4 separate regions of the Mus musculus genome follow, and regions 2, 3 and 4 are each linked to region 1. The links are chromatin loops, found by intact Hi-C in ENCODE. Cell type or tissue: heart. All regions are shown on one strand.

What was found. Peaks named below come from ENCODE experiments on the same cell type or tissue, not always from the same donor. Only the 100,000 strongest peaks of a DNase experiment are listed, where the experiment ranks them.
Region 2: it touches region 1 in a loop (6-fold over the local background); 17 of 42 quality-filtered maps call a loop at or near these places.
Region 3: a loop joins it to region 1, with 6 times the contacts of the local background. A loop is called at or near these places in 14 of 42 quality-filtered maps.
Region 4: a loop joins it to region 1, with 2.6 times the contacts of the local background. A loop is called at or near these places in 4 of 42 quality-filtered maps.

The regions. Positions count from the first base shown.
Region 1 is chr3:123,231,336-123,239,335 of GRCm38, reverse strand. It overlaps Synpo2 (synaptopodin 2), which reads left to right and starts at 3,187. Exons shown (of 5, transcript NM_080451.2): 1 at 3,187-3,433. The coding sequence starts at 3,329. In heart, a CTCF peak has its summit at 4,649; DNase peaks (open chromatin) are centred at 3,145 and 5,015; H3K4me3 peaks cover 3,472 bases; H3K27ac peaks cover 3,424 bases.
Region 2 is chr3:123,349,258-123,357,257 of GRCm38, reverse strand. It overlaps Sec24d (Sec24 related gene family, member D (S. cerevisiae)), which reads right to left. Exons shown (of 23, transcript NM_027135.2): 14 at 7,233-7,349; 15 at 6,388-6,558; 16 at 3,772-3,868; 17 at 3,537-3,682; 18 at 2,173-2,311; 19 at 1,417-1,535. Among named protein-coding and RNA genes, the nearest start is that of Mettl14, 33 kb to the left of the region's middle. In heart, a CTCF peak has its summit at 3,883 (motif pointing right); DNase peaks (open chromatin) are centred at 2,687 and 5,537; H3K27ac peaks cover 3,395 bases.
Region 3 is chr3:123,165,830-123,173,829 of GRCm38, reverse strand. All of the region lies in intron 1 of Synpo2 (synaptopodin 2), which reads left to right. Among named protein-coding and RNA genes, the nearest start is that of Synpo2, 66 kb to the left of the region's middle. In heart, a CTCF peak has its summit at 4,869 (motif pointing left); a DNase peak (open chromatin) is centred at 4,809; H3K27ac peaks cover 1,677 bases.
Region 4 is chr3:123,368,711-123,376,710 of GRCm38, reverse strand. Mettl14 (methyltransferase like 14) reads left to right here. Exons shown (of 11, transcript NM_201638.2): 6 at 476-566; 7 at 1,825-1,966; 8 at 2,649-2,741; 9 at 4,038-4,154; 10 at 5,226-5,436; 11 at 7,021-8,000. The coding sequence ends at 7,325. Among named protein-coding and RNA genes, the nearest start is that of Mettl14, 13 kb to the left of the region's middle. In heart, a CTCF peak has its summit at 4,592 (motif pointing right); DNase peaks (open chromatin) are centred at 4,610 and 7,350.

The DNA.
Region 1 (8,000 bases):
TGTTCAAGTCACCCAGTCTATGTTCATCTTCTGTAGCATCCCAAACAGACTGAGACACCAGGATTTGCAAAGCTCCTGGGGTTCTACGGAGTCCTAGGTTACCTGTCACTTGCTCTCACTGAAGTCACTGAGATAGCCACGGTATTGGTTAATAGTCATTAATCCAGCATCGGTGTCCACAACATTCATGCAGCAGGGGGTGAAGCCCGGGATCCTTCCTAAGACCCAGAAACTTTCTCTCTGGGGCCTGTCTCGTACCTCCCTGTCACCAGTACAGTGGGCACTGCTTCCAGAGAGCCCCGCAGGCCATGCTCAGGGCCAGTGCTTTATTACTTATCTCAGTGACATTCTCCTCCCTTTCCTCCCTGTCTGGACTATTTGACACACTTACTTCGTGGAGCTCTAGTCTTTCTCAAACTAAGAATGGTGATTGCCATCTTCTGTTCCATCTCAGCAAATGGTCCTGAGGCAGGGAAATGGCAGGCGTCTGAATACCTGCTTAGAACAGCAAGAAAGAGAAAATCTGAAGAATAAACTCAAGTGTCACATTCTGATAATTATCCTACAAGGAGCATTTTATATATTCTCATGTATTGCAAAGAAATGAACTTTTAGCTTAGTTATCTCTTTGTAACACTCTTTTTAAAAGGTGTGTGTGTGTGTGTGTGTGTGTATACAGAGTGTGTATATGTACAGCATGCATGTGCACAGTGTGTTTGTATGTGTGTGTACACACAGTGTGTTTATATGTATGTGTGCACAGTGTGTGTGTGTGTGTGTGTGTGTGTGTGTGTATAGTATGTGTATGAAGGTACCTGTGGAGACAGAGTGGAAGTGGAGTCACAGGCAGTTGTGAGCCACCTGATTAGATTCTGGGAACTTGGGTCCACTGCCAGAGAAGCCAGTGACCCTAACTTGGGTGCCATCTTTCCTGCCTCTATATTCCTCACTCTTAGGTTTGAATTATGGTTCCCTGAATTTCTATGTAGAAATCCTGTCCCCCATACTTCAGAATGTGGTTATATTTGGAGGTGCATCTTTAAAATGGTAATTAGTTGATATGAGATAATCAGAGTGGGCCCTATTCACAATGACTGATTTACAGACAGTATGTTGTGGCTTGAATGTAAAATGTTCCCCATCAGACCCTGAACACTTGGCTCTCAGCTGGTGGTTTTGGGGGAAGAGGGTCCGTGGGGACAGGCCTTGGGGTTTTATAACCTGACCTCACTTCCTTTCTGCTCCTTTAGTGGGACCACAATAGGACCACTGCCTCATGAGCCTATTGCCCTGATTTCCCCAGTGTGGGAGTCATACCCCTTCTTTAACTGTAATACAGAGGGAATCAGTTCTTCCTTAAATTAACTATTATCAAGTATTTGGTCATATCAATAAGAAAAGTTCTAACCGATACTGTGAAAACATCGTGGAGAGCCAACTACAAGCCACACTGTGAACCACCCATCTCTAGAGGGACCCTGATCTCAGAACCTTCCCACTTTTGCCTTGCTGTGACAAAGTATTTGACAGAAGCAACCTAAAGGAGGAAAGGCTTATTCTGGTTACAGGTTTAGGGATACAGTCTATCATAGCAGCAGGAAAGCATGGCCCATGCCCCTCAGATGCTGAAGCAGATATGAAGCAGAAAGTTTTGGCCAGAGCCAGAAGTGGACATGGCCCTTTAAGGCCCACCCTTGGTGACCCACCTGTGCTAGGTTAGACACAGTCACAATGATTCCACAGTCTCCAAAAGTGGTGCCACCAGACCAAGTGTTCAAACACAAGACATTTGAGCTGTAACCCCTCTAGCACTGTGAAATGTGTTTGCTGCAAAAGTCCAGCAGTCTGTGATCTTTGCCTGGTGTTAGCAGCCCCAGCAGTGAGGCATGCCCAAGTGCTCCAAGACTGAGAAAGGCAGCAACTCTGAGCTCTGCGCACCAACAGTTGTCGCTGGTGTGCATGTCCCCTGTTCTGTGATCCTCCTGAGGGAATGTAGACAGCCAGGAGCAGCAGTGCCTCCACATACCACCTTCAGCCTCAGAACAGAGAGGTTTTTTTTAGTAAACAGAGTGGAAAATGCCTCAGAGGGAGGGCTGAGGACATCCTCTCTCACTGCTGGTTCTGCTGCCCCGCCCCTCCCACTGGAACGCCAGAGCTCTGTCAGCACCTGCTCAGATGGCATTTCGATAATGTGCCTTGGGAAGGCATAAATATTCCAGGCCCACCAGGCCTTAGTGGGTCAGTAGGTAACGAGGAATCCTCTGACAGAAATCTTGTAGCACATGTCACGGTGACTGCACAAATGTTTAGGCATCACGTTGATTATCTTTGTATGGGGGGAAGAGGGGCTGGAGCTTGGGCAGCTGAAGGCGGTTAGGAGAGGGAGAGCCAGTTTTCCTCAGGGGCTGTGACACTGAGGCTACCACTAGATTATCCTTCACCCACATAGATTGGTGACACCAAGAGGACTCCGTCGTCTAACAAATGAGCACATGAAACTGGAAGGGAGTTGTAGCAGTGGGAAGAGGGGAAGGATGGGGTGGAAAGGGGCCAGGACATGGATTGGATCTAAACACATGGTATGCATGCATTCTCAGACAATACCAGCAAAATCGAAAACATCTTAAACCTTGCGATAGAAAGTTATTAGGAGATAGTTTACTGTGGAAGGCCCTCCTTCTCCTCCTCTAAACATATGTTAGTTCAGAAAAGCACAATTTCAGAAAACATTTTCAAAAATGCTCTTGTTTTATTCCCCCCACCCCTTAAAGGGTTGCTTTCTTCGGGCAGCAGGTAGAACAGCAACGAAACTTGTTTTATCTTTTCTTTCTCATTCATCAATGTGGCAAACATAGAAGTGTTTCTTTGAGAAAGTCTAACTCTCTAGTAATGAGAGAGCTTACGTTTTAGCTGCTTACTTGTGGAGGTTAAAACTCCCACAGCCCGGCTACTATTTATAGAATAATTAAATCTCGGTTCTATTCAGGTGCTGGCACGGAATCTGCTAAAGCAAGAGCAATGTTGTCCTCCCCGCTCTCCATTGGCCCCATTCTGTCCCAAACAGGGATTTTTCTTTTAGTGCGAGGCTCTGTCCTTTTAGCTGAAAAGTGGGCCGAGCAAAGAGCGTGACGCAAGAGAGGGCGGTACAGGTGCTGGGAGGGCGGTGGGGAGGCTCGGCCTCCGCGCACTTTCCCCGCAGCCGGCAGCGGGGCAGCCTTGCGTCCTGCACCCTCTGCACCACCAGCCCAGCTTAAGACGCGTCCTCTCCTGCACCGCGGCTTCCCCTGGCTTTCTCAAGCTCTTGATGCTGCCCAACTGAAAGGAGAAGATGGGCACCGGAGATTTCATCTGCATTTCCATGACTGGAGGGGCGCCCTGGGGGTTCAGACTGCAAGGAGGCAAGGAGGAGCAGCAGCCTTTGCAAGTTGCAAAGGTAGGAGGACCGAGAGAGGCTGTTGGATGCGGGGAAGGTGGGGAGGGGGATGAAAACAACCTGTTGATGGTCTTTCAGGTCATTTGCTTGTCTTCTGCGCTGTTGGTAAACTTATCGAGAATGTGGCTTTAAAAAAAAATTTTTGTGGGAAAATGTATACCATATGTCATATAATTAGCTATCAATCAACGGAGGGAATGCTAATCCTATCATGTGAAATACAGGCTGGTTAATTATCATCTGACAGCCAGCAACCTTAAGCTGCTTCCATAGCATTCTCTCCTTCATGTGTTGCTGGACTCTCCACAGAGGAGACAGGCCTCAGCTCCCCGTAACCACTGGGCATGGACATTTGGTGGGCTCTAACAAATAATTGGTAGTGACATTTATTGTGCAACAGGCGTAAAAGGACCAGTTTGGGGCAATAATCTTTAAGGTATAAAGAACTGTCATGAGATCTGTTTAAGAGACTAGCCTTTTAAGGATTTAAAGAACTGTATATTCCATTGACTATACTCATGTGGCTAAGAGCTCAAGATAGTCATAGATACTTTATTATTTTTTAAAAAATTTATTTTATTAAAATATAATTACATTATTTCCCTCCACTCTTTTTCCTTCCTCCAACTCTGCCTATGTACCCTCCTTCCCCAATTTCTGGATTCTTCTTTAATGTTTAAATATGTAAGTATGTATTTATGTATGTATGTATGGGTACATATATATGTATATATATATGCATAAACTATATAAGTACAGCCTGCTGAGTCTCGTCAGTGTATTCACAGATTCTTTACAATGCATTAATTACAGCTTTCTGGTGCACCTAATAGCTATTTAATACGTTGTTTATCTTTGTCACATTAGATTGATTTTCAGTTTAGCATAATACCCATAATCTCATTTAGATTCGAACTGGCATTCAGCTAAAATGAAGTTAGAAAGCAAGAAAGTAAAAAACTTTTCATCAAATGTTAACATGGAACTGTAGAATTCTGTGCCAGTATTGGAAGGCATCAAAGGTTACTTTCTTGTTGCATAGCTATAGCTAAAATGAATCTAGGCCTCTATGAAGCCCATGGGTCACCGCCTTTGTAGCTATATTCTTTTTTCCCTTTCATAAATGTTCCCTGTGAAGACCGACGTTTCTTTGAAAATTTCTGCTCTCGAGCATCTATTGGAACATTCTTTCTTTGGTAGTTGAATCCTGCCACCTAGTGAGAGGTGCAGAAATGGAAGTTGTGAGCACAGAACTGGAAGATGAAAGCCACTTAGATCTAGAAAGTTCCTCAGACGTCCCAGGTCTTTTAGTTCTTTTGGGACATGGTGTCCTCACCTCGAGCTCCTGTTTGGGAGGGCAGAGAGATGAAAGGATTGGAAGGGAGCTCTGCTGGAATCCTTTAGGAGCCAGGAACCAACAGCAGATAAAACGTGAATGCCAGATTCAGCACATTGCACGGCCTAGGAGACGAAGGCAGATTTGCTCAGTCGTAGCTGGTTGGTTGGCTCCCTGTCAGCCGAGATTTGGGTTCTACTTGCAGTTCGGCCTGAGGCTCGTCAATCACCAGCCCTGACTCAGTTGCCATGGAAGAGGAGATGTTGCCTGGGATAGGGAAAGAGAAACTCCAGGAAGAAACCGTTGCTCACTCACTCACTAGTCCTAACAGCATGTGCTTCAGGGTCCCCCGCCCGCTGACTGCAGTGTGGGGACAGGGGTGGCTGAGAGCTGTGGTTCTGCACAGGATTTGCCATGGCCAAGCCGGGAAGGCACAGTGGATGGTGGGTTTCTTCTGAGTTCTCTGATGCACTGGCTAGTTTAACTCTGTGAAGCCAGTTGCTGAGGGAAGGGTCCTGTGGGCCATCTTCCATCAATCTCTCAATCACCAGGCTGTGTGAGGGTCAAGAAAGAACACTGAGCGGACATTCCTCAGAAATCATCTTTCCTAAAATATCCAGGCAGTATGTTGATGGCTTTAGAGGATTGTTACGAAAGCAACTAGGTCTTCACTCTAATGATCTAATTTGTCAGAGGCTGGGGATGTAGGTCAATGGCAGAACCTGTAGGAGGTTCTGAGTTCATTCCCCAACACTCCTCCACACCACATTGTATAATTTCCTAGTTTATTTAGGGTCAATTTTAAAATGCTATCGTGAAACCTTTGAATGTTTGCTTAATTTGTGGTTTTGTGGGTACTCCACACCCTACCATCTGCTTTTTCCTCGTATGTTAATGGGTTGTAAAATGAGTTAAATGAGGTATAAACCTCAGATAACCATGACTGTGTCTTTCCCCAGACCGTGTTCATCATTGGTTCAAACTTATTATATTTGATTTTTTTTATATTTATCATACTTGTTTTAGAAAGCTAGAAAGCTTAAGTCACTAACTCAACTCAGTGGGCAAACCTTCAGGAAAGGCTCTTCACAAGGTGAAGTGAATGTCCGTTGCCTGTAGCCTGTCTTTCTCATGATGGCTGAGTGACCTCCAAGTAGGAGAGAGTAAGTAAAGGAGCTGAAAGCTAAGTGGAAGAAGATAGCTCGCAAGCTAAATAAAGAATATGCACACAAAACCCATGGGAAGAAGAGGCAGGGGTATCAAGGCAGTCATCCACATCTGCATAGTGAGTTCTAGGCCAGCTTAGGCTACATGACATCCTCTCTGAACAAAATCCATACAAGTAATTAATTTTAGAGTTAAAAAGTAGGAGCGTTTGTATAAGATGGAAAATTTAATTACAGCGAGTACTTGTATCATGCCCTTTAGCTTGTAATAAAATATTTAAACATCTAGGTTATTTTATAATCCTATGTAGAAATCCTAACTGGCTGAAATAGTAGTATAAAATTCAGCATCATTAAGATTAGGAATTTAATTACTTTTTAATTCCCAGGAAATATCTTTCTAGTAAAAAAATTAGTTACTTATGAGAGATGCACAAGTATTTTTTAACATTTGCCTGGTATACTGAACAGTATACGAACCCTAAAAAAGAGAAGAATTTTAGTGAACGTTTTCATTGACATTTAAACTGAAAAACTTAAAGTCCAAGTAACTGGTATTTTTCTCTACATCTGTAATGCAAAGCAAGCCTTTGTAACACACACTCAAAGGATACTCTTCAGGAAAGCAGATTCTTAACTCATCCCTGGAGCACGTTTATCTAGACAGAAGACCCCGTTGTATGTGTGTTTGCAAATTTCCTCATGAAAAACGATGTCGGTGTCTTCACATTATCAAACTCTCTTTGGGGACATGTGCTTACATGGCCAGGTCCCTGGCAGTCTCTTGGCAAACCCCTTGGAGAAATCTCTCTATAAAGACTTGGAGAAAGTTTTCTTTTACAAGCTAACCTTACAATTAAAAACTGACTTACATTTTAAAGGTAATGAGCAAATAGATGGGTCAGACTAAATATAAATTAAGGTGATCCACCACAGAAGTTTGTTTTAAAAAAAATAATCTTGGGCTGGTGAGATGGCTCAGCGGGTAAGAGCACTGACTGCTCTTCCAAAGGCCCTGAGTTCAAATCCCAGCAACCACATGGTGGCTCACAACCATCTGCAATGATATCCGATGCTCCGATGCCCTCTTCTGGTGTGTCTGAAGACAGCTACAGTGTACCTACATATAACAATAAATAAATCTTTAAAAAAAAAATAATAATCTTATGGCCTGTTTCTTGTCCTGAGTTAGTGACTTTGAGGTTGACCCTGGCATCCAGATTGCTTAACATTCCAAGGGGAATTTTGATATGTAAGTGAAACACAAACCCTGCTGAAGAGAGCTGAGATCACCCATGCCCGCTAAGACCTGACGAGAGCCTGGTGTGTCCTGTGAGCTCTTCCACATTCATCCTGTCTCAGAGTAATAAGGGGAGGACCAGGGAAAGGCTAAGAGCTGTGTTTGAGTCCCTGGCCTTGTGAGCAGGTCATGATTACAAATAGAGGATTTCTCCTTCCAATGTCAAGATAAGTGATCCACTGGAACAAGAAGCCCCACAGTGACCAAGCTAAATGCTGGGACTCCCTGAAAGATGGGACAGTGCACATTTGTTCCCATTTGATTTTGTCAGTTGGTGTGATAGAATGAGAATGGCTCCCATCGGCTCATGTGTTTAAGTACCTATTCACCAGGGAACAGGACTGTTGAGAAGGATTAGAAGGATTAGGGGGGCGTGGCCTTATTGGAGGAAGTGTCATTGGAGGTGGACTTTGAGATTTCAAAAGCCCATGCCAAGCCTAGTCTCTTACTCTGCCTCCTGCCAGGATATAAAGCTCTCATTCACTTCTCCAACACCATGCCTTGCTGCCTGCTGCTTTGCTCCCCACCATGACTGTAACTGACTAAACCTCTGAATTGATAAACAATCTCCCAATTAAATGCTTTCCTTTATAAAAGTTGTTTTGGTCATGGTGTCTCTACATAGCAATAGATTACTGACTAAGACAGTGGGCTCCCTGTAAATGGAAGTATGTGGTAGTGATGAGAAGAAGTAGAGAAATACAGAGGCGGGTGGAGAGAAGGGAAAGAGGACAACAGAGGAGAGAAAACAATTTATTAAAATCA
Region 2 (8,000 bases), 120 kb before region 1:
TGAAGGGTGCCATGAAAGGCTCAAATGGAAAAGGAAAAATCTCATTTTCAAAGAGCAGGAATCCGCTCTATTGACTTGTTCTGAGTAAAACAAGTGTCTCAATGGTTTGCTCTACATTTAAGCCATAAAAGCAGGTGATTGGGTGTAGATACAAGTCTTCTAGCTTTTAAACCAGAACGAGATGGTAAGTTTTACTTTTCTCCCTTAAACAAGCAAGATCGTTTTTTTTTTTTTTCATTTAAGGTCTTTAAAGGCAAGCCATTTTAATATTAGCAAATAAACTTTGAGAGAAGACACTAACTATACCTGCTCAGTGTCAACTGATTCTTCTGAAAGGAGAGCTACTCCAGAGGCAGAAGAGTGTCTTCCAGAAATCCAAGACAGGTAGTATGGATGGGTGCAAAGTGCTCATGACTCAACTCCATCCAAGATGGAGTCCATAAGCACCTGGTGGGATCACGTGACTCAAACAAGCACACTTCCCAATTCTGCCTGTCTGGCTTTGCTTTTCTTATCCCCTTAACCTTCCTTCCTTCCTTTTTTTTTTTTTTTGGAGACAGGTCTCATAGTGCTGAGGTAGGCCTCAGTAACCTGGACCCCTGATTCTGTTCCCTCCCCAGACATATAATCAAGAGAACTGACCAGCCATGCATAACTGTCAACACAGAAGTTAAAAGAACGGGTGAATAATCACTTCGGGTAGCCCAAAGGGGACTTCCCTGTAAAGTGTGGTCTAACAAATGTTTGCCCTCTTCTCTCAGCTGGTAAATTTAGATGGCCTGTATTCTCTTCCTGCTGACAGCTTCCTCAAATGTGGAGTAACTACTTTAACAAAGAATTGGGAAAAAAAATTTCCACTAGTTGCTCATAGAATTCGTTTTGAATCAAAATTAGTTAGCTCTTCAGGATCCAACAGTGAAAAGCAGCAGCTAACTTTCCTGACACGGGGAAGCGAGTGATGAGAGGAGATAAGCAAGGCAAATGGCTCAAGGTTTCCCTAAATGTTCAAATCACTTACAGGATGCCCAGAGACACTTGTTTCAAAGAAATTAATACTGTTTAAGCTGAGGCAGGAGGATTGCCACACATTCAAGGAGTGCCTGGTCTACACAGAGAGAGGCAGGGCAGTCAGGTCTATGTAACTTTTAAGTGAAAATAATTTCATCATTTATGCTATAACATATTTACTTTTGAAAGAGCCACTGTTATTAATACCATCAATTCATGGCAACCTTATTTATATGCCTCAAATATATTTAAGCATGCACATTTTACAACGAAATACCTAGGTCTATATACAAAAGGGAATCCGAGCATATTGTGACATTTCTCTGTTTATAAACAGTGTATTTGTGGCTGTCACTGCACGCGTGCTCTGCACACAATGACAGCTCAGGACAGCAGGGACCTCCTCACCTGGCTTGCTGCAGACGGACTCGCACAGTGCTTCCGGTAACACGCCAGCATATGGGCAGTCTGATTGACTAGAATTTCCCGGATGGCCTTCAAGGGCTGGTTCAAAACTGCTTTAAAAGCTAGAAGCACAAAACCGCAAACAGAAAAGACAGAAAGTTTTAGAAACTGATCTCTTTGAATAACAACAAAGAACCAGTTTCTGTTATCTTTGGACTACCAAACAAGGATAATGCTCTCTGCTGCTCCTCTTTTGAGTAGTGTGATCTAGGCAAAGAGGGACACTGGTCTAATTATGGCAAAGGGTGACAGCGACCCATATTTATCTTGAGACGACTAGAAATAGAATTCCATACACAGAAAAGACAGAGCAGTTTGTTATCTCCCCAAGTCCTGACTTCTGCAGGCTGGAATGCTCTCTTCCATACCTTAAGTATAGGCTTTCAGAAGGGCAAAGAAATCACCCATCCTGCTTCTTAGTCATCAGGGCCCAGATAATCAACAGTGGCGTAAGTCAGCAGTGCTAGAGAACACACTCACACTCTTACATTACACCTCAGACACCTCACTAGCAAGAAAACTTAGGCCAAATCTGTGTGGCCTGACCCCAGAGAGTCTGGTCTCCCTCATTATGGCTAGAGGAGATGGCCATTCTCCAACCTTCTATTTCACTGGTTCTTGTAGTATTTTCCAGCTTCTAACTAGCTACCCAATGAGTCTCAGCTGACTCACCGAGCTATGAGATTAGCAAGACGCTACCTGACTTGGCAAAGAAGTTGATAAGGGCATCAGTTTCACAGCTCTTGTACAGATCCGCTAGCTGGGTGCTGCAGTTTAAGGCGAGATTGTGAATCCGGAGTCTTCGCTGACCACTGATGGTCGTGTAGAGCACAGCACACTGCAGAAACAACATGGAGACCTGGGTATTACTGACCAGACCCAGCCAAGCTAATTTAATCCCGCTGAAGTGTATAGAATCATACGTACAGATCAATGATTTCTAAAAATTCCCAGTGTCTCTCTGTTACTTTTCAAGACTGAATGATACCTGGGGGAAGGCTAATTAATTCGCTGTAACATTTCAATGGTTTAAGCGATCAAGCCAGTCACATGTAAATATCTGTGCACATTTCACATTGACTTGCATTTCACAGATTTTACTACCATGGACCTACGTCCAGAAACAAAGTCGGCACGCATGCCTGGCTCTGCCCAAGATCACGTCCCATGAAAGAGCATAGCTATTTTTACGGTGCACTCAGGTCTGCTGGAACCCAGCCACTACCTAGGCGCCTGTGATTCAAAACCAAGCATTAGAACTCTGCTCATCCTGGGCCAATCTCTCCACCCTTCCAGTGTAAAGCTGATGTTTGAAAACTCAGATCTTTAAATCGATTTTTCTTATTTTATTTCTTTAACTGATATTTACTCAAAGCCAGTCCTAGCCCACTTGCTTATGACATAATGCTTAGCAGAATCCCAGAGGCTACACTGTGACCCCAATATGCTGACATTCTAAACCCCCAGCCCTGCACCTTAGACTAAGACTTCATTTGGAGGTAGGACCTTTTGTTTTCTTTTTTGAGATTTCTCCCTCCCTTTCACAACATCTCTCCCTTGCCTTTCCTCTCTCCAAATCCTCCTATTCACTCCTTCACTCTCTCCTTAAAACCCATGGCCTCTTATCTCACTACTTGTTATTACATGTACATATGCATGTGTGTGTGTGTGTGTGTTATATTCCCCAGTATAATACTATAACATATAATGTTACTTGTATGCATGTTTTCTGACTTGGCTGTCTGGCAGTGGACAGCCAATTGGTGTGCTCTTGCATAGGGAAGAACGTGGAGGTAGTACCTTTAAAAGGGCAAATTAACTAAAATGAACTAACTAGGGGAGGGTCACCTGACTACAAGAACCTTGGACACAGCCACGTCACAGAGGGCAGTTTGTTGCTGCCTGACCCTTCACCTTGGTGGCCAGGCCATTGACCGCTGTGCCACATAAGTAGCACCTATTTACTGACCTACGGGCAAGTCACGCGCGAGTACTCTAAGGACTCCTGCTTGGGAGAAAGAGTTCTGTTAGGAAGAGAGGTGCACGCTTGGCGGCTTAGTCACCTGGATCAGGGCCCCGACATCTTCACTGAGCTTGTCATCGTGCTTGAACTCCACTGTCACGGCTTTATCGCAGTCGATGGCCGCCATTTCCACATCTGTGGTGTTGTTCATGAATATTCCACCAAAGAAATCAGTGGCCCTGAAACCTACAGCAGAGGGACAAAGGAAGATTTGCCTCTTCTTCTACGACACAGTAACTGTGCAGAAGACGTGAAATGGTGTGTGTGAGGATTACCTGTGCTGGTCCGAACCCTCATGATAGCATCGAAGCCTATTTTCTTCTCAATATCATTCCGGAGGTCGGTCAGAAACCTTTGGCTATCTGAATGTATCTACAAGACAAAGTGTGATCAGTGGCCACCAGGTGGCAGTAAAAGACTCCAAATAATGCTACTTTTAACTCATTTTTTTTTATCACTTTTTATATTTTGATTTAGCATACTTACAGGGATATCTTATGTACATATATGACCTTATGAAAGTACATAATCTTTGGCAGTGTGACTCTTAAGTTTTAATAAATAAAGCCCTTACCTATTTATTCACTTCATAACCTTTGGATGGGAAGATTATTCATTTATTTTGCAAATGAAGCAATAGCATAAGCGAGTCACTCAAGGGTCTAGTGTTAGACACAGGGAACAATGCGTGGTTTAACATATTCAGTGAAGCTGCAGAAAGACGCCGTAAAGGTGGTGGTGTAGGTGAGGGGGGTGTCTTTTATTTGACCATATTCATAGTCTGAAGCTCAGAGTTCATACAGAGTCTAGAGAATAAAACACTTCCCTTGGACTTCTTGACTCCTCTTTTAAAGCATATTTACGAAAGCTGCTCACTGCCCACACCTAAGCAATACTAATGGAGTCCTGGATCATGTGCTACTGAGCTGAGATTCACCTAAAACATGACTTTGCTGACAAGCAGCAGCCAATGATGTGCCTCTGACCTGGTCAGATAGACTTTTATAAGATTCTCAACACTTCTGCTTGACAGGCACAGAGAGGTGCGCGCGCGCACATGCACACACACACACAGATACACACAGATACACACAGACTCTTGTTCTCAATCCCCCAAACAAAGAGAAGAGGAAAGGAAACAGGCATCACAGACAGTACTCATAAAAGATACTTCAGGTACACACCAGATGCCTGCCTGTGTTGTTCACACCCGGCAATATTACTTAATGGAAGATGCTATTACAATTTTTACTTTTAAAGCTAATACGCAAATGCTAAGATATGGTTCAGTCTACAACAAAGCACATAAAAGCTCATATCCAAAATAACACTAACACTGATTATAAAATCTTATATTCCTTATTGCCAGAGGTCTCTCCTATTAGACTATGACAGCACGTCTTTTTTAATAGCACGATGAAATCAATAGTATGCTTTGGTATATTGACAAACAAGTAAAGGGCTTATATCCAAAGTTATATAGAACTAGCACACTACTGAAACATAAGGGGATGAAATCAATAGCGGTGACATCAGTGCCCTTGCCAACACTGCCCTGGACCGCTCTGCACCTAACTCATTCAGGGACGATAGCTTCACCCATGTGGGACTCCAGAGCTACCCCAGCCAGGACTTTAAGGTTTCTGATCAAGTGTATATTCCTCACCGGAGAATGAGCTGAGACACTTGCACTGTGCCTCAAATACTCAGAATTCTGCCCAGACGAATGTTGGATTTTTTCATTATGACCTTATATTCAAGTGTATCTGTAGACATATATTTATCTAGAAGTCTTCAAAGGGTTCTTAAAGCTTTTTGAAAAAATGTATTTCATTCTCAATCTTTGGTCTTACTTCAATCTTAGTTAACTTCTAATACAAATATACAACTGGCTGTTGCTTTATCACTCATAAGCAAAAACAGGCTGAGCATTTGTCATGGTAGGGAAACACCCCTCTATGATCAGTTGCCCTGTGACCTGGTCGGGCCCCTCCTCAGGAGAAGGCAATGCCCATTCTCTGTGTCTAAATTTAGTAAGACGTCAAGGCACAACTGTCCACAGGAAAAGCTTGTGACTGTGCCTATCCTAAACTGGGGTGTGTGCCTTTGCCAAATTCAGGGGAGGCATATTAGTCCAATGTGGAAGAGTAGAGGGTATAATCAGCTGAACCTGCCTGAGATTTCATCAAATGAAAACAAACATGCAGTTATGTTTTCAAATATTATCTTAGGTATCTCTAATATAAAGTAGACTTTCCCCTACAGCAAGTACACGACTTGGCTAATGTGAGCTCAATGTGTGCCTAAAATCAGTGGGAAGCCAATCAACCCCATGTGGTTTTACATTGCTTGAATTTACTTTTGCTAGTTGTCCACAATAGGACACAACTTTCTTACCCCATGATCTAAGCATCAAACTTAAACTGGGTTGGGGAGATGGCTCAGCCCTTAAAAACACTTCTGTGGAAGCCTATGGACTTGAGCTTGGTCCTGAGACTCATGTAAACAGGAGACAGACACACAACAACAATTGGGTGTGGTAGCTCAAAGCAGTAATCCACAAACTCCTAGGGTAAGACAGGAGGCACAGACAGAAGCCACCAGAAAGCTTGCCAGGCAAGCCAGCCTAGGTCAGTGCCCAGTGCCCGAGTAATAGAAACAACAAGATTCGACCCCAGCTAGATGCAGGAGAGAACTGACTCCTGAAAGTCCTGCCTTGCCCATCTGAAGCAACACATGTGTGCACACATATACTCAAGCCCCACCACACAAACACACACACACGGGGCTGGGTGAGAGACAGCACCAGAGAAAGACAGGGAGAAAGACAGAGACAGACTCAAGACTCAAACCGGAAAGGAACTGAGAGGGACAGGCGGCTTGCCGCTTACCTGGAAAACGTTGTATTTGTAAAGAGTTCCTCCCGTGAGCAGAGGAACCAGACCCAAGGAAGCCACATCCACAAACTGACTGGGGAAGAGGAACAGAGTCACTGAGCAGCTGTTGGCCACACAGTCTTTGGCCAGAGATTCGTAGACAGCTGTTTGGGGCTGGAAAAGTATCTAAAGAAAACGATGAAAGAAAATAAAAAGAAAAGCCAACAATGTATTAAAAACCATTTAATACAATATTTTTTCTATTAAAATTTAAGTTTCTATTAATTTTTTTAATTAGGAATTTTAAATGAGAAAAATATGGAATTTTTTCCCTCTGCATAGGTAGACTGGGCAAATGAAATAAAACAGTTGCTTGCCTTCAGGTTATTTGATACTCCAGTAGCCTTACTGGAGCTGTCCCTACCCCTGTTGTCAATCTACTGTCCTGCATGCAGCTCTATAGGTTGGATGGTGTTGTGTGACAGAGGTGTGTGCATTCAGTCAGAAGCATCTTCCGTCAGAGGCTGTTCATGGCGGCCGTCCTGTCTCAGGTTGGAGCAAAGGCTTCTTTCAGCACTGGGTGCCTTTGCTTCATGACGAGTGTCTCGTCCTCTGGTGAGTGAGGTCACAGGGCACCTGTCTTCCCTCTCCACTTCATACAACCCCCACCTCCATTTCCCTAACAGTCTCATAGATCACACATGGAAGATGTCATTTGATCATCTATAGGTATGTCAGATATCAGCTGCTTTAGCAACATGAAATCCTTCAGTGTTTTACCGTTGAAAATACTCATGAAGGGGGAGACCCCTTCTAGCATAGCTTCAGCAATACCTCCAAGGCTAGCTGTCCCCACGTACCTTCTCTTTGTCTGTGTTCACCAGCTTTTTGTCGTCTCTGTTCTTGAGCTTCCCCGGTGCTTCGGCAGTAGGCAAAGAGGAATGGAAGATGAAGAGCTTCCCCGGGCACTCTGCTGCCTGCAGAAGCACACACAACGCTGTGGGTTAAGATTCTGTTCGAAGAGCATCATAAACATGTGAAAAATGGCACCTCGTTCCAGTCAGCAAGGTAACAACGGAAACAGAGAAACAAAGTACTGTTGGGGAAGAGGACAAAGGGGACCTCTAGTACGTTGTTAGGAGGAATACAGATCAGCCAGTCAGTGTGGAGAAGAGTGTGTGTGGAGCTCCTCCAGGAACTGAAGCGGAACCACCATGCAGGGATGAGTGTTCTGAGTAACGCTGCCTGGAGACCGCTTTTACAAACCGGACTTCACCCAACCCGTAACCAAGCTAATAACGAGCTTGAAGGTCACTTATGACCACATAGTCAACCTGCTTACAGAATTAAGTGACCTTTGATGAAAACAGTGCAACCAATCTGATGAACTCCCTGACATACGTGCTCTGTTTCTCCTTGGTGACCCATGCATGCCATAGACTTGGACAACATATGTGTGGGTAAGATGTGGTGACCTCACCTACTGCCTTTCACTGGAAGCAGAGAGATACTGAAATCAACAAATAGAGTTATAGAAAACAACAACATGGGAACAGAGACCAATAACATAGGATTGTGGCTTTGTGTGCTATTCTGGGTCAGTTCCTCTCTTGTAAGACTCCTATAAA
Region 3 (8,000 bases), 66 kb after region 1:
GAAAAGCAGTGTGTAACCTCTAGAGGCACTCCCCCATCCATTTGTGTCTTCTAGGTAGGCCCTACCCAGATCCGCAAGGTCCCACCACATCCTGAGGGAGCAACTTCAATTGGCGGCTGGCTGCCGTGAATTTAGCCGAGTCTGCCATAGCTTAGGCGAGGCACGCGCTCTGAGGTCTACACTTTGCTGTGGCCAAGGATTAGCTAAGCTTGGGAAGGCAGTCACAGTGAGGTCCCGGGCACAAGAAAACCAGAATACAGAAAATAAAGCAGAGTATAGTGGTACACTCCTACCGTGCCCAGAGAAGCGGAGGCAGGAGGAGCGTCGCAAGTTTGAGGCCAGCCTGGGCTACACACCATGAGCCTCCATCAAAAACCCCACAAACCTCTTCCCCAAATGAACAAACAAATAAGTAATACACACCAGGCGTGGTGGTACAGACCGGTAATTCCAGCCACCGGGTAGAAAAGCTTGAGGAAATGAAGGTCCCCCTCAGTTATATGAGTTCAAGTTAGCCGGGCTACAAGAACCCCGTTTAGCCACTGCAGTTATGGCTACCCGAGTCAAATCAAGGCAACTGTACCAGTCATCATCACGACAGGCAGGACTAGTTGGACTCAGGGACTGTTACAACAAAAAGAGGACGAGTATCAACTGGAGAGGGAGTGGGGGAAAGGAACTGTGGGGTTTCTGAGAGCAGGGAAGAAGGAAGAAGGGGGTGTCCTGAGGGGTTAGCACGGAGGGGTTCATGCACTCAAAATGCATGGTTTACATGTAAGGAATTGTCAAGGAATAAATAAAAGATATTCCAAACAACAAAAAAGGAAGTCTGAGCAGCTGGGGCTGGAGAGATGGCTAAGCAGTTAAGAGCACTGACTGCTCTTCCAGAGGTCCTGAGTTCAATTCCCAGCAACCACATGGTAGCTCACAACCATCTGTAATGGGATCTGACACCCTCTTCTGGTGTGTCTGAAGACAGCTACAGTGTACTCATATAAATAAAATAAATAAATCTTAAAAACAATTAAAAAGAAAAGAAATTGCCCTATTTTTTTTAAAAAAAAGGAAGTCTGTTTCATAAAACAGCCAATTAATTAACTAGTTAACTAAGAAGGACAGGTATTTAGCTCACTGTGTAGTCCCAGTAATATAAGTTCAGTCTCCTGACCTCACATTAAATGCAAAACAAAACAAAACAACTGGATGCTGGGGCACACATCTGTAATCGCAGCACCTCTACGGTGGAATGAGAGGCAGTGATGAGAGAATCCATCAGAAGCTCGTAGGTCAGCCAGCTTGGAGTCCACAGTGCAGTAGCAAAATCAAGACAGACTGTGCCTCAGTAAAGTGGAAGGTGAGAAAACACTCCTAAAAGCTGCCTTAGGACTGCACACATGCGCACATGCACATCATGGGTCCCCAGGAGGATCCTGGAGACTCTCTTCCACATAACAGTTCTTCCATATAACAGGTCTCCACAAACTCAGGCACTTCCTCCCTGGGGAAAGTCACGTGACCTTCCAATGCACAACTCTGCTTAGGTGCTTCTGATAGCCAAAAGGCCCTTGAGACTCAGTGCAGAGAAAACTGGCTAGATTCCATCACCACCCGAGCTCATGTGTGAGCCTTGGGTCTCAGATCTGGGCTTGAATCTCGGCTCCATTTACCAGAATTGTAACTTTATTTTCTTAAACTGAAAAGACGCAAGTAATGTTTCTCTATTGAAGGTGGTTGTTAAACACTCTGCCTGTGTAACACACTAAGCACACAGTAACTATTCAGTTATCTCAAGGAGTGGAATGGATGCCGGTTATCCTTGTTGATCATGAGGCTGTAGCCCATGACAGAGCTCAACCCTGATTCCTTTTTTATTTTATAAAATGTTTCACGGCCTTCAAGCTCCTTCACAGCCCATTGGTTGTCACGTCCTCCCTCAAACCTGTCGGTGACTGAGCGTGTGTGGTGACTTCTAATTTACAGTTGCATGGAGAGGGTCTCAGAAGGAGCAAAGACAGGTTCCCATCTCCAAGTGAGCAGGTCACAGTGGCTGAACTGGAACCCGAGACTGCTCGGTCTTGTCAAAGCCTGATGGGAGAAGCCAAGAATGTGTTATAATGTGTACTGCCAAAACACCCTGAACTTCTGCAGAGAGAAGGAAGCAGCAGTGAGCTAACTCTGGACTCACACAAAGGGGTGCTTGTTGGACACGCAGAGATTGGCAATTTGCATATTATTTCTTGGCCTCAGCGATTCCCAATGCCTCTGTTTTAACTTTTTTTCAGGGCTCTGTGCTCTTGGTCTTCTTGAATGATGGGCATGGTTTCCATCCTGTTCATGTCTTTAAAACTATGTGACTGTTGCCTTCCCATTAGTCCATCTACTGATTGTCCACACCACAATATGGCTTTGGTATGATCCCTGTATTCTGTGCAGATTGGTGGAGGAGTTTGGCTTGGGGAAAGTGCAAGTGAAATTTAATATTTCAGACACTGTAAGGGCCACAGATATAGCTCATCGGCAGTGTGCTTATTAGCGTCTGTGAGCTTGGATACCCAGTATCTTAGAAATAGTCTGAAAGCAAATATTTTGAGATAAGTTGTATTAGTTTAAATCGTTCAAGTGTAAGTATAAAATATACTTACCTTTCGATTTGTGAACAAGATAAGTTAATTGGAAAATCCATTACTGAAAAAAAAAATGTCATGTCTGCTTGGGAGGTTTAAAGACCTACCTAGTCACAGGGAGTTTTCTTCGTCCTGTAGACTGTAGCAGGTTGGTAGATGTGAGGGAGGGAAAGGGAGGTGGGAAGGCCAAACGTACACGTCTGCAATTTCTGAGTCCATCCAGTTAGTAAATGTGATAGGGATCGGAATTACTCTGTCCATAACTCATCCACACTTGTGTAAACAGAGAAATGCAGAAACTTCTCTGAGCTCTCCCTGCAGCCTCCAACCATCTTAGAACACCATGTGTTGGTCATCGTGTCCCATCTAGAAGTCAGACTACTGACTTAGGAGAAGAAAACCTGGAAGTTCCTCTTAGTCACTGTCCTGTTGCTGGGAAGAGAGGGTGAGCAAGGCAACTCAGAACATTGTGGCAGGAAGCATCCTGGCCCACACACAGAGGGAGTGTGTGTGTGTGTGCACGTATATGTATTTGTGTATGTGTATGTATTTGTGTGTGTATATTTGTGTTTGTGGTTATGTGTATATGTATTTGTGTATGTGTATTCATGTGTATATTGTGTTTGTATGTATGTTTGTATGTGTGTGTATTTGTGTACATGTGTGTTTGTGTGTGTATGTATTTGTGTGTGTATATTTGTGTTTGTATGTGTGTATATATTTGTATATGTGTGTTCATAGTATGTTTGTGTTTGTATGTATATTTGTATATGTGTGTGTATATTTGTGTATATGTGTGTTTGTGTGTATATGTGTGTGTTTGTATATGTGTGTGTATTTGTGTGTGTTTTTATATATATGTGTGTGTGTGTGTGTGCGCGTGCTCACATGCATGTATGCATGGAGGCCAGAAGCCAGTCGATCCTGGTGGTCTTCCTTGATTGCCACCTTCTTTTCTAAGACAGGGTCTCTTACAGACCCTGAAGCTCTCCAGTCCATCTACAGTGGCTCTCCAACCAGCTTTAGGGATGCACTGTCTCCAGTCTCCTACATATCTTTAAGGGCAAATCTCCCCATGCCTGCCTGGTCATTAGAATGATCTGACTGCTCTGCAGTGCAGGGGAATGGGTGTTGCCGCTGTTCTGAGGTCATGCATTCAAGCTTATGTTTATTTAAAATATGTTTCCAAAGTACTAGCTTTTACATTATCAAATGATATATTTCTACTCAAACATTTCTAGATATGTGTTTCAGTTTATCTTTAAGCGAAGCCTCCATAAGACTGGGCTTCAGGCAAGCCTGTAGGACATTTTCTTAATTAGTGGTTGATGAAGAAAGGCCCAGCCCATTGTGGGTAGGGATAGCCTTGGTCCTGGGTTCTATAAGAAAGCAGGATGAACAAGCCAGCAAGCAGCTCAGCCCCCTCAATGGCCTCTACATCAGCTTCTGCCTACCAGTTCCTGCCCTGCTTGAGTTTCTGTCCTGACTTCCATTGATGATGAACAGTGATGTAGAAACCTGAGCCAAGTAAACCTTTTCTCCCAGGTTGCTTTGGCCCTAGTGTTTCATTTCAGCAGCAGCAGCCGTAACTATGACAACAGGTTCAGATGAACATTGGTCCCTGCCTCACCCCACCCCCTCCCCGAAGGGTGGGTTAACTGCACCAAGACCAAGTTTCTGTTTCTCTGTCAGGGAGGACTGATACCCTCCACCCCTTTCACTTCACCGACAAATCTCGAACCCCAAATATAACTTTGGAAGTTCTTTGTAAGCTCCAGAAAAAATTGCTAAATAGGTTTCAAATGTTGGCCCCTTTGTAGACTCAAGAAAGAGGCAGAAGAAGAGCGATGGCTGCTATTATGTTAAAAAACTTGGCACAAAATGAAACAAGTTATTTTTTTCCCTTGCTGTTTCCATGTGTTCACCTAGAGAAAAAAAAATGTGTGAATGATTAGACAGAAATGTTTCGCTAACCCCAAGGCAGGTACAGGGCAGGGCAACAGGCCTTTTAAGATCATCAGACATATCAGTTTAAAGAATATTTGGTACAGTCAGCAGCAACTCCGGTTTAAAAGAAATTCAGTAAATACAAAAGAAACATGAATGCCAGGCCCTTTCTCTGGTCACCTTCGAGCCCTGCCCAGCTATGCTTTCTCAGCTTCTCCCCTGTGCCCAGTTTCTCTCTGCTGGAGTCTCCCGCACTGTTGCTGGCTCTTTTACCTCGAGGAGACACACTGCCCCCTAGTGGTTTGAATGGAGACCCACAGATTTAATTTCAAGAGTCTTGAGTGCTGATTGGGAAAAGACATCTTTGCAGGTTTGATGAAGTAATTCAAGATGAAGAGCCTCTGCATTGTTCAAGTGGATCATAAGATCGAGTGACAAGTTGTCCTTGGAAGATACTGGGAGTTCGATCAACACAGGAGGAAGAGGAGTGTGACCAGAGAGGTTGAGTGCAAAGAGACGTGTCAGTAAGACTGCAAGTGAAAAATCGCACGCAGTCCCCAGGAGCTAAAGGAAGCAAGGAATGGCTTTCCTCCCCCAAATCCTTAGAAGGAGCACGGTCCCACTAACACCTGGATCTAGAGTTTCTTCTAGAACCCTCATATATTTTGCCTAATTCTGCCAAATAGATACATTGCTAGCTTATATCTCCAATCTCGCTCCTTCAGAGGCCATGCTCGCACACGGAACCCTCTACCGCACCTCTCTCCTGGGCTGACTCATCGATCTTGGTTTAGCCGAGAGAATTCTTGATCTTCACCTGCCACACGTGTTAATCCCCTTCCAAGTCTTCATCATGAATAAAAGATGCTACCATTTCCACCCGACTTCATGGCGTCAGGGAGAAACCTGAGCGCCACACCTAATTCTTTTCGTTGGTTCCATCCTCTTCTTAATTTCTAGATGAACCTTCTTGGGTACCACATTAGTTCATCACTACTACCACAGGCTTCTAAGATGGCCTCTGGTTCTGCTGCCTCCCTACCCCTTTCTCCACAGAAGATGTCTTTGGAAATTTCCTAGAATATCACTCTGTGTTATCACCAAGTCTAACACTTTCCAATAGTACCTCAAACCAATAGTTACTTCCATATTGCTTATGTTTTACTGTAATGGTGGTTACCAGTTGGCTCTCTCTCTCTCTCTCTCTCTCTCTCTCTCTCTCTCTCTCTCTCTCTCTCTCACACACACACACACACACACACACACACACACACACACAAAGGAGTGTTGATACAAATATGATCTCTTCGAAGAGGTACCACCCAACTGCCTCTATCTCTGATTTCTGGTTGCTCTATCACCTTCTATATGGTTCCTAGTTGATATGTCATCTTATAGGTCATTGGCTTCAACTTAGCTACTGCTCTCAAATTGCCTTCATCTGCAGTGATACCAGACCCAGGGTCAGTGTTCAATAAACACTTGTCTTTTAAATTCCAGATATACAGATATAAAACAATAGAGGATTACTACTCAGATGTTTGGTATCAAAAGTCATGTGATGTGGCTTTAAAGAAGCAATGTTTGTGCCCTTGTCTGATTCCACTCTCTGGCTCTTTGGGTGTGACCTCTGTCTGAGCATTAGCTCTGCTGAGAGGGTGAGTTGTTGTCTCTTTGGGGGTTTGTGCTCATGAGTACAAGTTCCTAAGGAGGTCAGAAGAAAGCATCAGACCCCTGGAGCTGGAGTTTACAGGTGATTGTGAGCCACCTGATATGGGTGTTGGGAATGAAATCTGGGTCTTCTGCAAGAGCGGTATGGATCTAAACCACTGAGGCATCAACCTAGCCCCTGGGAAACAGTTTTTAAAAAGAAAAGCCACAGGTTTACCCTGAAGAATATATTGATAGGAGTAAGAAAATAAAGAGGAATCATTTAAAACACACACACACATAAAGTGATTAGAAAAGAAAACATGATGTAGCCAAGTGTGAAGTCCCACTTACTGACAGAGAGAACACTGCCACTCGGTCACAAAAGTGCTAATGGATCTCGGATACGCTGTGCTCTTGTGTTAAGGTCAATGCTCTTGTCACTCATTCGGGAACAACTGGACATTTCTGGCAATGCAAAAATTAATTTAGCTATAAACATAAAATAATAAAGTAAACAAGGGCAGGAGGGATAACTGGGATAATATAATGAAAATATCCCTGTCATACTTTCTAAAAACGTTTAATTCTGCTACGAAATGTTTGGAATTGTGGAGGGTTCCAGAATAACCCTTCTGTCCCTCTTTCTCCAGCATTGCTTTGATTTCCTAGAAAACTCTGACCTTTGTGTGTGTGTGTGTGTGTGTGTGTGTGTGTGTGTGTGTGCTACAAAGTATTAGTTGTAGAAGTCTTTTTTGTTTCAGTTCATCCTGTCCTTGAGTGGCTGAGAAATCGGAACCAGAGGGTGAATGGCAACATTAGGAACTGGCAAAAGCTTCCATCTGTCCCAAGCTGCTCCAGCACTGTGCCCATGTTTGGGTTTCTCGAGCAAATCCACAGTAGTTTGGCAAGTCCCACCTCTGGAAGGTGACACGCACCCTTCTCCTCACTACCCATTAGCCACGATTCTGGCCTGGGAGCCTGGAAGCCTGCCACAACGTCTAGAATTGGAGAGTAAGTTGAGACCTTAGTGACATCATGAGGGAGACTATGGCTAAAGAACTACAGTGTGCCCAGGTTAGCAAGCTTCATTGGAAGGCTATATTTCATCTCATGATATGCAGATATATAAGGCAGGCAGGGGCCATTTTTGAAAGGAGAAAAGAAAGTGAAAAAAATATAAGTACATTCAAGTTAGAAGTGGGTTATTACTTTTTCAAGATAGAAGTGGGTTTTTGATTCTAAAGAGGCCCCCTTTTGCAATTCCGTCAGTGGGAGAGTGAAGTATTAAAATCCCTCCCACCTGGGCAAGCACGCATGCTCATAGGTCATTCCAGTGAGTGTGCACAATGTCGGTTCTAGTCCTATCTAAGGGTTTATCATCTTGGGATTCTGAAGGCTGGAGCAAGAGGACCATGAGCCTGAGACCACCTTGAGCTACCTAGAGAATCCCTGTACAAACAAAAAGAAGGAAAGGGAAGAAAGGAAAATATGAGTTAAACAATGGATATATTTATACAAGCCACGAGAGAGAGTAAGCAACCTTTTATCCTGAAATGCAGAATACATCTGCAGCAGCAGTAATAGTTCCATACCAGATCTGTATGCATGTAGGCCTGGCCCAGTGTTTTGTGTTTCCATCTTTAATCTTTTCAAACACCAGTTCTTCCTTCTTCCTTCCATCCATTATGCGCAGAGGAAGGTGGCTATTGCTGGCTTTAGCGTAGCCCAGCCTCAAACTCCTGCAAATCCTCCGTCTCTCAGCCTCTCAGAGTGCCG
Region 4 (8,000 bases), 140 kb before region 1:
TCACCACTTGAGGGGGCTTTATGATTTGTTTCTATTTTTACTCTTCCTGTTAACGGCTTTGAGCTTTTCAAAGTATATTTATTATTTTTAATTCGGTGTATATGCCTGAGTGTGTTCACATGGGTGCATGTGCCCTCAGAGGCCAGAAGAGGGTGTCAGATCCTCTGGACCTGGAGTTACAGGAAGTCATGAGCCATACGATGTGAGTGCTGAGAACCAAACTTGGGTCCTTTGGAAGAGCAGCAGTGGGCTCTTACAGCTGATCCGTCTCCCCTGCTCCCATACTTTTAGTTTTTAAGTTAAGGTATTTATATCATTTATCTTCTTATCAGTGTTTGTTATGTGTGGAAAGCAAGTAAAAGTGAACTACTAATTCTAATTTAAAGTGATGGCAAAGGAGACTCATAGCTTTGTGTTCATTAGTGTTAACCTCAGTTGAACTAAAGTTGAGAATTGACTATTTTTTCCTCCTTAGGTTTAGCTGACAGATTTGAAGAATACCCTAAACTTAGGGAACTCATCAGACTAAAGGATGAGTTAATAGCTAAGTCAAACACTCCTCCCATGTAAGTAGTTCAGTGCCTTTTCTTTCCAACTCTGACTTACATGATCAGTCTCTTTACGCTGTTATTTTATTCTTTCTTATTTTTAGTAAAATACATTATTTTGGAACTGGTGCTAAGTCTATAGTGGCTTGTCATTGAACTTTCTAGGTAGTTTAGGAGGTTTGTGAATTCTGACGCACAGTCTATAAAGTAGAGATGCCCTCTTCTGGGGCTGGGGGTTCTTGAAACAGCCTTGCAAATGCCTGGGACTGGGAACACTTGAAACTGCCTTGCAAACGCCTGTCTCATGGTGCTTTGCTATACGTGTCTTGCATTTTTCTTCAGCGTTAGGGAGTCACTATACTTCCTGGGCACTCAGTAGAGCTTGCTGGGGGCAAGTCTGGTGCTCTCCCTGTGAGCTGGATGACAGGAAAATTCTTGCCTTCAGAGATGACGATGACTTCATTATAGCCTGTGACTTTTCAGTTTAAGCATTAAAAGCCCCCAAGCCTTAAAAACAAAAGAAAAAAGTATCTTGGATTGGTTCTGGTGAGATAGCCGGCTGTGAGAAAGCTTCTTGTCCAGGGCTGCATGCCTGATGATATGAGTTCAAAGCCCACAGCCTGGATAGAGGTGGAAGGAGAGAGCTCACTGCACAAAGTTGCTCTCTGACCACCACATGCATATCATGGCCTGTACACCACCCAGTAATAATAAATGTTTTCTTCCAAAGTGTCTTTGAACTTAAAACTTCCATACTGTGTGAAAATAACTTCATCAAAGGCTAGTAGTAAATCTCATTAGGTAGTGTAAAAACACTGTCAATATAAATATTTTTATTAATGAACAAGCTAATAAAGTGAAATCGGGTCCATATTTAGAAATTCTGTATTCCTAAAGGAGGAATTTGGAACTTAGATGTCATTTTTCTAACCTAATTAAATAATGATATTCTTTTCATAATAATAATATATAATATAAAAGTTAAAATAGGTTAGATATCGCATGAGTGTAGATTTTCAGTGTAAATATAAGTGAAGAATTTATTCTGGGTATACATGTTTTTTTCCTTTGTTGTAAATATCTCCATGTCCTAAGGAAGACATTAGTGATATAAAGTCTGCAGTAAACAAAAGATGTACTAGAAAAAAACTAACTAGTAATTAGATCATGACTATCTTGAAAATAATGTTTAGCAATAATTATCAAATAATATTGGGTAATGAATTTCCTTCATTACCACCAGAGATATTTCAAAATCCTTTCCCCCTTTTACTAGGTACTTACAAGCAGACATAGAAGCCTTTGACATCAGAGAATTGACACCCAAATTTGATGTGATTCTCCTGGAGCCCCCTCTGGAAGAATACTATAGAGAGACTGGCATCACTGCGAATGAGAAATGCTGGACCTGGGATGATGTACGGTGAAACGCTACACACTGTAATGGCGTATTTACCTCCCAGAGAGTACACGCTTATTTGTCCAGAAAGCGGGGTTATGAGTACACTTCACTGTGGTTTCTTAGGAGCTTAGTCTTCTGTTTGACAGCCATTAATTAAGGTTTTGAAGGTTTTAATGAGATTAGTGAGATCATCTGATTGGCAAGAGGGCTGGACTAGAGGACAGTAAGTGTGAACCGTGGGAAGGCAGGAGACTTGGGGATACTCACGGGTCAGAGAAGAGTTGTGCAGATACCTGGACAAAAGTGGTCCTCCTACCTCAGTCACCCCAAACTGTCTGTGGCTATAGGCATATGACATTTCATTTTGTCTGTACCTTTGGGCTCTAATAACCTCTTACTATCTCTGCTTTTATTAGCTCTGTAGAAAATTCCATCATTCTGTAAATGTACTTTTTTTTGAACGCCTAAGAAAACAAGTATATGTATATGTCTTTTTGTACATGTATGTGTGTTGATTGTTGATAGAATAACAAACAGCATATCTAAATAACTTCAGGCATAGAGTTTATTTTCTATGCTATTTCCTAGAATATCTGAAGAATACATTTGTAGAGACCCTATTAAGTCTCAACAGTTATTGTTTGGATTTATGATAAGTGGGACACATTTGGTGCTATATTATTTTGATCTTCTTCTAGATTATGAAGTTAGAAATCGATGAGATTGCAGCACCTCGGTCATTTATATTTCTCTGGTGCGGTTCTGGGGAAGGATTGGACCTTGGGAGAGTAGTAAGTTGATGTTTGTGTTTTGTTCTTAATTTTTTTTTCAGGTGGATTCTTAAGTTAATTAGGAAAAGAACATAAAGGCTACAAAGATTAGTGTGCTTTTGCCTCCTTCATTTTTTTGACTAGCTTAAAAATACCAAGAATTATATAACACTGAGGTGATATAACATTATATCTGATATTTAGTCACAGTGACAAGAAAAGTAACATGCAAATAACTAAATGATGTATTTAACATCTGTATTATGCTTATATTTCTTATTTAACATCTGTATTATGCTTATATTTCTTATTTAACATCTGTATTATGCTTATATTTCTTATTTAACATCTGTATTATGCTTATATTTCTTATTTAACATCTGTATTATGCTTATATTTCTTATTTAACATCTGTATTATGCTTATATTTCTTATTTAACATCTGTATTATGCTTATATTTCTTATTTAACATTTCTTATTTAACATCTGTATTATGCTTATATTTCTTATTTAACATTTCTTATTTAACATCTGTATTATGCTTATATTTCTTATTTAACATTTCTTATTTAACATCTGTATTATGCTTATATTTCTTATTTAACATCTGTATTATGCTTATATTTCTTATTTAACATTTCTTATTTAACATCTGTATTATGCTTATATTTCTTATTTAACATTTCTTATTTAACATCTGTATTATGCTTATATTTCTTATTTAACATTTCTTATTTAACATCTGTATTATGCCTATATTTCTTTTGTGTCTGCTCTGAAATTGTTGGTTCCCCTCTATAAAACTTTTATTCTAGTTTATTTTATTTCTTTTATTGGATATTTTCTTTATTTACATTTCAAATGTTATCCCCTTTCCAGGTCTCCCCTCCAGAGCCCCCCGTCCCATATCCCCAACCCCTGCCTCTGTGAGGGTGCTCCCCCACCCACCCACCTTCCCGCCCTGGAATTCCCTTCACCTGGGCATTGAATCCCAACAGGACTAAGGGCTGCTCCTCCTCCTGATGTCCAACAAGGCCATCCTCTGCCACATATGTGGCCAGAGCCATGAGTCCCTCCATGTGTACTCTTTGGTTGGTGTTCTAGTCCCCGGGAGCTCTAGGTTCTAGCCTGTTGACACTGTTTCTTCCCTACATGGGCTGCAAACCCCTCAGCTGCTTCAGTCCCTTCTCCAACTCCTCTGTCTGTGACCCTGTTCTTAGTCCAATGGTTGGCGCTATAGAACTTCTTAATTCTGGTTATATTAAGTTTTTGTTTTGTTTTATTTTTTTAAGATTTAATTTTGAAATTATTTCTAGTGCTTGCGAAAGTGGGGTTACAGAAGATGTGAAGATATTTGTTGGATTAAAACCAATAAAAACAATCCTGGAAAGACAAAGACTCTAGATCCAAAGGCAGTTTTCCAGAGAACAAAGGTATTGTCTTTTTTATCTTGTTTTCTTTATTATTATTCTCTTAAACTTTTCTATATTACTATATACTGTGAAATTTATTTCAGCAATAATGCTTTTATGCTAGTAAAGTAGTGTGAGCATTACAGAAGTATACCCAAGATACCTTAAAAGTGTCTCCTTCCCAGTCCTGGGCCAGTGCACACTGTGCTAGACAGTGGCTTTCTGTATATTGTAAGCTGACATAATTCCAAGTTAGTTAGCTCTGGTCCACCTGACGCTCAGAAGCTTCCCTTCTGCACGCTTAGGAGGAAGAACTGACAGCGGAACTCAGTAGCCGACCATTAGAGTCATGCTTGCCTGCTCTCACCTTGTCTTCCCATGCAAGAACCACTAAGGGCTTCTGCTGCACATGACTGTCTCACTAGTGTAAGCTGAAAGAGCTTTTGCACATTACACCTTGGAAGCCACTAGAGGGCGCGTCTGTCTTCCTAAGTTTTCCTTGGACTCGATCATTTACATGACAGCATGTAGGAAATCCCCGGTTGGTGGAGCTGGAATTGCTCTGAGAGAGGTGTGCCTGGAGCCAGCCTCGAATCCCATCCTCCTTTCCCTGCAGCTTACTCACCACGTGTGTCCTTCCTGTCGGCCTTTTATAAACATGCTAGAGTCAGCACCTGTCCTAACTGTGTGAGCCCAGGAGGGCCATTGCAGCCCCACAATTATAGCTGCTTGGTGATAAGTGTATGCCCTGAAGGTGGGGTGGGTAGATTGTGTCATAGCTGAGCCCATGTGGAACAGAACTACAGTGGGAAGTGCAACATTACGTGGTGTGGGAAATCCTGCATACCTGCGTTGGAAGTGAAGTAGGATTTTAAAAGTATTTGAGTGACTGTAGAAGGGAAAAATGTTTTTCCCATTTTCTTGGCAGTTGTCTGAAAGCCAGAGATCTAGGATTTCCTGTCATAGTTTTATCACTAAACTATATCCCGACAATCCATAGAAGTAAGGATTGTTTTAGAACTGTTTAGAGTTGGTAAATGCTGTGAGATCCTGATTGTTGGTAATGAGAGCCATCGGTGTGCTTTGTCACAGGAGCATTGCCTGATGGGGATCAAAGGAACCGTGAAGCGAAGCACAGACGGGGACTTCATTCATGCTAATGTTGACATTGACTTAATTATCACAGAAGAACCTGAGATTGGCAATATAGAAAAACCAGTAGAAATTTTTCATATAATAGAACATTTTTGTCTTGGTAGAAGACGCCTTCATCTCTTTGGGAGAGATAGCACTATCAGGCCAGGTGAGACCTCAGTTTTGATAAAAGACAGTTTTTTCCTTGAGATGTGGATTTTAAGTTATAGGACGTAGCCTGTGTAAAATAGAAGTCTTATGTATTTAATTCCTCTTTTTTCTAGCTCACATGTGAGCAATTTTATCTTAGCAAACTGAGAAGGCAAAGAATTCCCATGCACTCTCTGCCCCACACATGCATTACCCCCCATTATCATTGTTTCTCACATAACTATACAAAGTCTATCTTAGAATTGACATTGGCGGTGTCTGTGGATTTATATAAGTTGGTTATAGTGTATCCAACCGTTGTAATAGTACACTGAAAACGTTTTCTGCCTAAAAGTCCTCCCTACTCCACTTAGTTTTTGGCACCTCCTAATTATCCGAATTTTGGGGTACATTGTGATGTTTCTTTGCCTGTGTATAGTAACGTCAGGGTAATGTTGACTATGTCACCTCAGTTCTTTGTATTGGGGACATTTAAAAATCTATGCTTTTTGAAGTATTCAGTTATTACTCAGCTAAGCTGTGCATTGCTGTTTCCTGGATTCCTCACTGTCTGGTCTGCGGCCTTCTTCCCCTCACTCTTACCTGGCCTCTTGTAACCAGTGCTGTAGTCTCTGCATCCTTCATATGCACGTTTTGTTTCTACCTGTAAATGAGGATTTGTGGTGTGTGTTCTTTGCCTGACTTATTTCAGTTAACATAAAGCCTTCTAGTCCCATTACAGTCAATAACAGAATATATGACATTCAGTTTATCCATTCCTCCATCAGTGGACACCTAGGTCATTTCCGTAGCCTGCTTGTGTGAATAGTACTACAGGCTGCTTTTAGTTCCTTTAGATATGTACCCCAGGCGTAGGGTCTCTGAATCGTATGAAGTCCTCTTTCTAGTCCTTTGAGAGCCTCCGTAATGTGTTCCATAGTAAGTGTTGATCGGCCTTCCCATCAGTAGCTGTGGGAGCTCCCCTTCCTCAGCCTCTCCAGCCATACTAGTTCTTTTTCCTGTGATCATAGCCATTCTGACTGCAGCGGATGATACCTCATTGTGCTTTTGTTTGCTTAGTTATTAATGGTGGTGTGCATTTTTTTTCATAGCCTTAGCTGTGAGTGTTATCTTCTTGTGAGAAAAGCCATTGCCCACGGAAAGATGGCATGAGGAGGGCAACATGGCTATTTGGATATTTGTATAAGAGAAAAGCACATTTTTTCCTCAAATGAGAAATGAGAAAAACAGTCGTCCCATTTTCTTAAGTAGGGAAGATATATGTATATACTTTATTAACCCAACCCAAACATTGTGTATTAAAATATCTTTTCTAAGTGGTATTCTAACAACACAATACATAGATGAGGAACAATAAGGATGATATGTAACAAAAGCTATAATCTAGAACGAGAAACAAGGTATGTGCATATGGACCTTTTACAATAGGACATGCATGTTGTATGTTCTACACCAGAGGTGATGGCTGTGTGTGTAACTGAGCCATCTTTGAGAGTGTGTTAAGGATTTGAACTAGCCCCTAAAGACCACCAAAAGAGGAAGGAGATGGAAAATATTTTCTGTTTTCCCCGCTTTATTTCAGGCTGGCTCACAGTTGGACCAACGCTTACAAACAGTAACTACAATGCAGAAACATATGCATCGTATTTCAGTGCCCCCAACTCATACTTGACCGGATGTACAGAGGAAATCGAGAGGCTTCGACCGAAGTCACCTCCTCCCAAGTCCAAGTCTGACCGTGGGGGTGGAGCTCCCAGAGGTGGAGGAAGGGGGGGAACATCTGCTGGCCGTGGTCGGGAAAGAAACCGATCCAATTTCCGAGGAGAGAGAGGTGGCTTTAGGGGGGGCCGTGGAGGCACGCACAGAGGCGGCTTTACTCCTCGGTAGCTCTTACACTTGCATCTTTATCACAGTGGAGACTTGCTTCAGAGCTCACTCCCAGCTTGTACTTTGCTTTAGTTTCTCATGCTGCCAGAAAGATCTTAGCCACCCCACCCCACCCCAGGGACTGGCAGTTGTCACAGACTGAGCTTTTGCTCAGGGTGGGTGAGTCACGTGTGCGCAACACCCCGACCTGACTTGACTGATTCCAGTCAAGGCTTTGGCTTCCTGGAAATGGCTGCGCAGAGGCTTCGGCATCTCAGAGGAGTGGCAGGAGTGGGTGCTGTGTTCCCTGTCATGGCTGCACGGCAGCAGGAGGCTGGGAACCCGGGTAGAACAGAATTAGAGAGGTGGTCACTGTGTTGGGCCTTTAATGTTTTCTTGTTGAAACACTAAAAAGAGAAGAGTTTTTCCCCTTACTTTTAAATTCTAAAAAATAACATGAAGTATCATTTGAGTTCCCAGAACTCGGGAGGGGAAATGAAATCTCGTTCTTCCAGATCAGAATCTGAGGTGGTTGCAGTCGTCAGGGTAGGTAACGGGAGAGGCAGGCAGAGCATGGGATATTTCAAACAAAACCAAGCTTATCATAATGTAAATTAGCGGCTACAGATGGCTCCTGACCATGTGTCTTCAGAAGCAAGACAAGGCATGTATGTCTCCAGGTCGGAGTGTGAACCT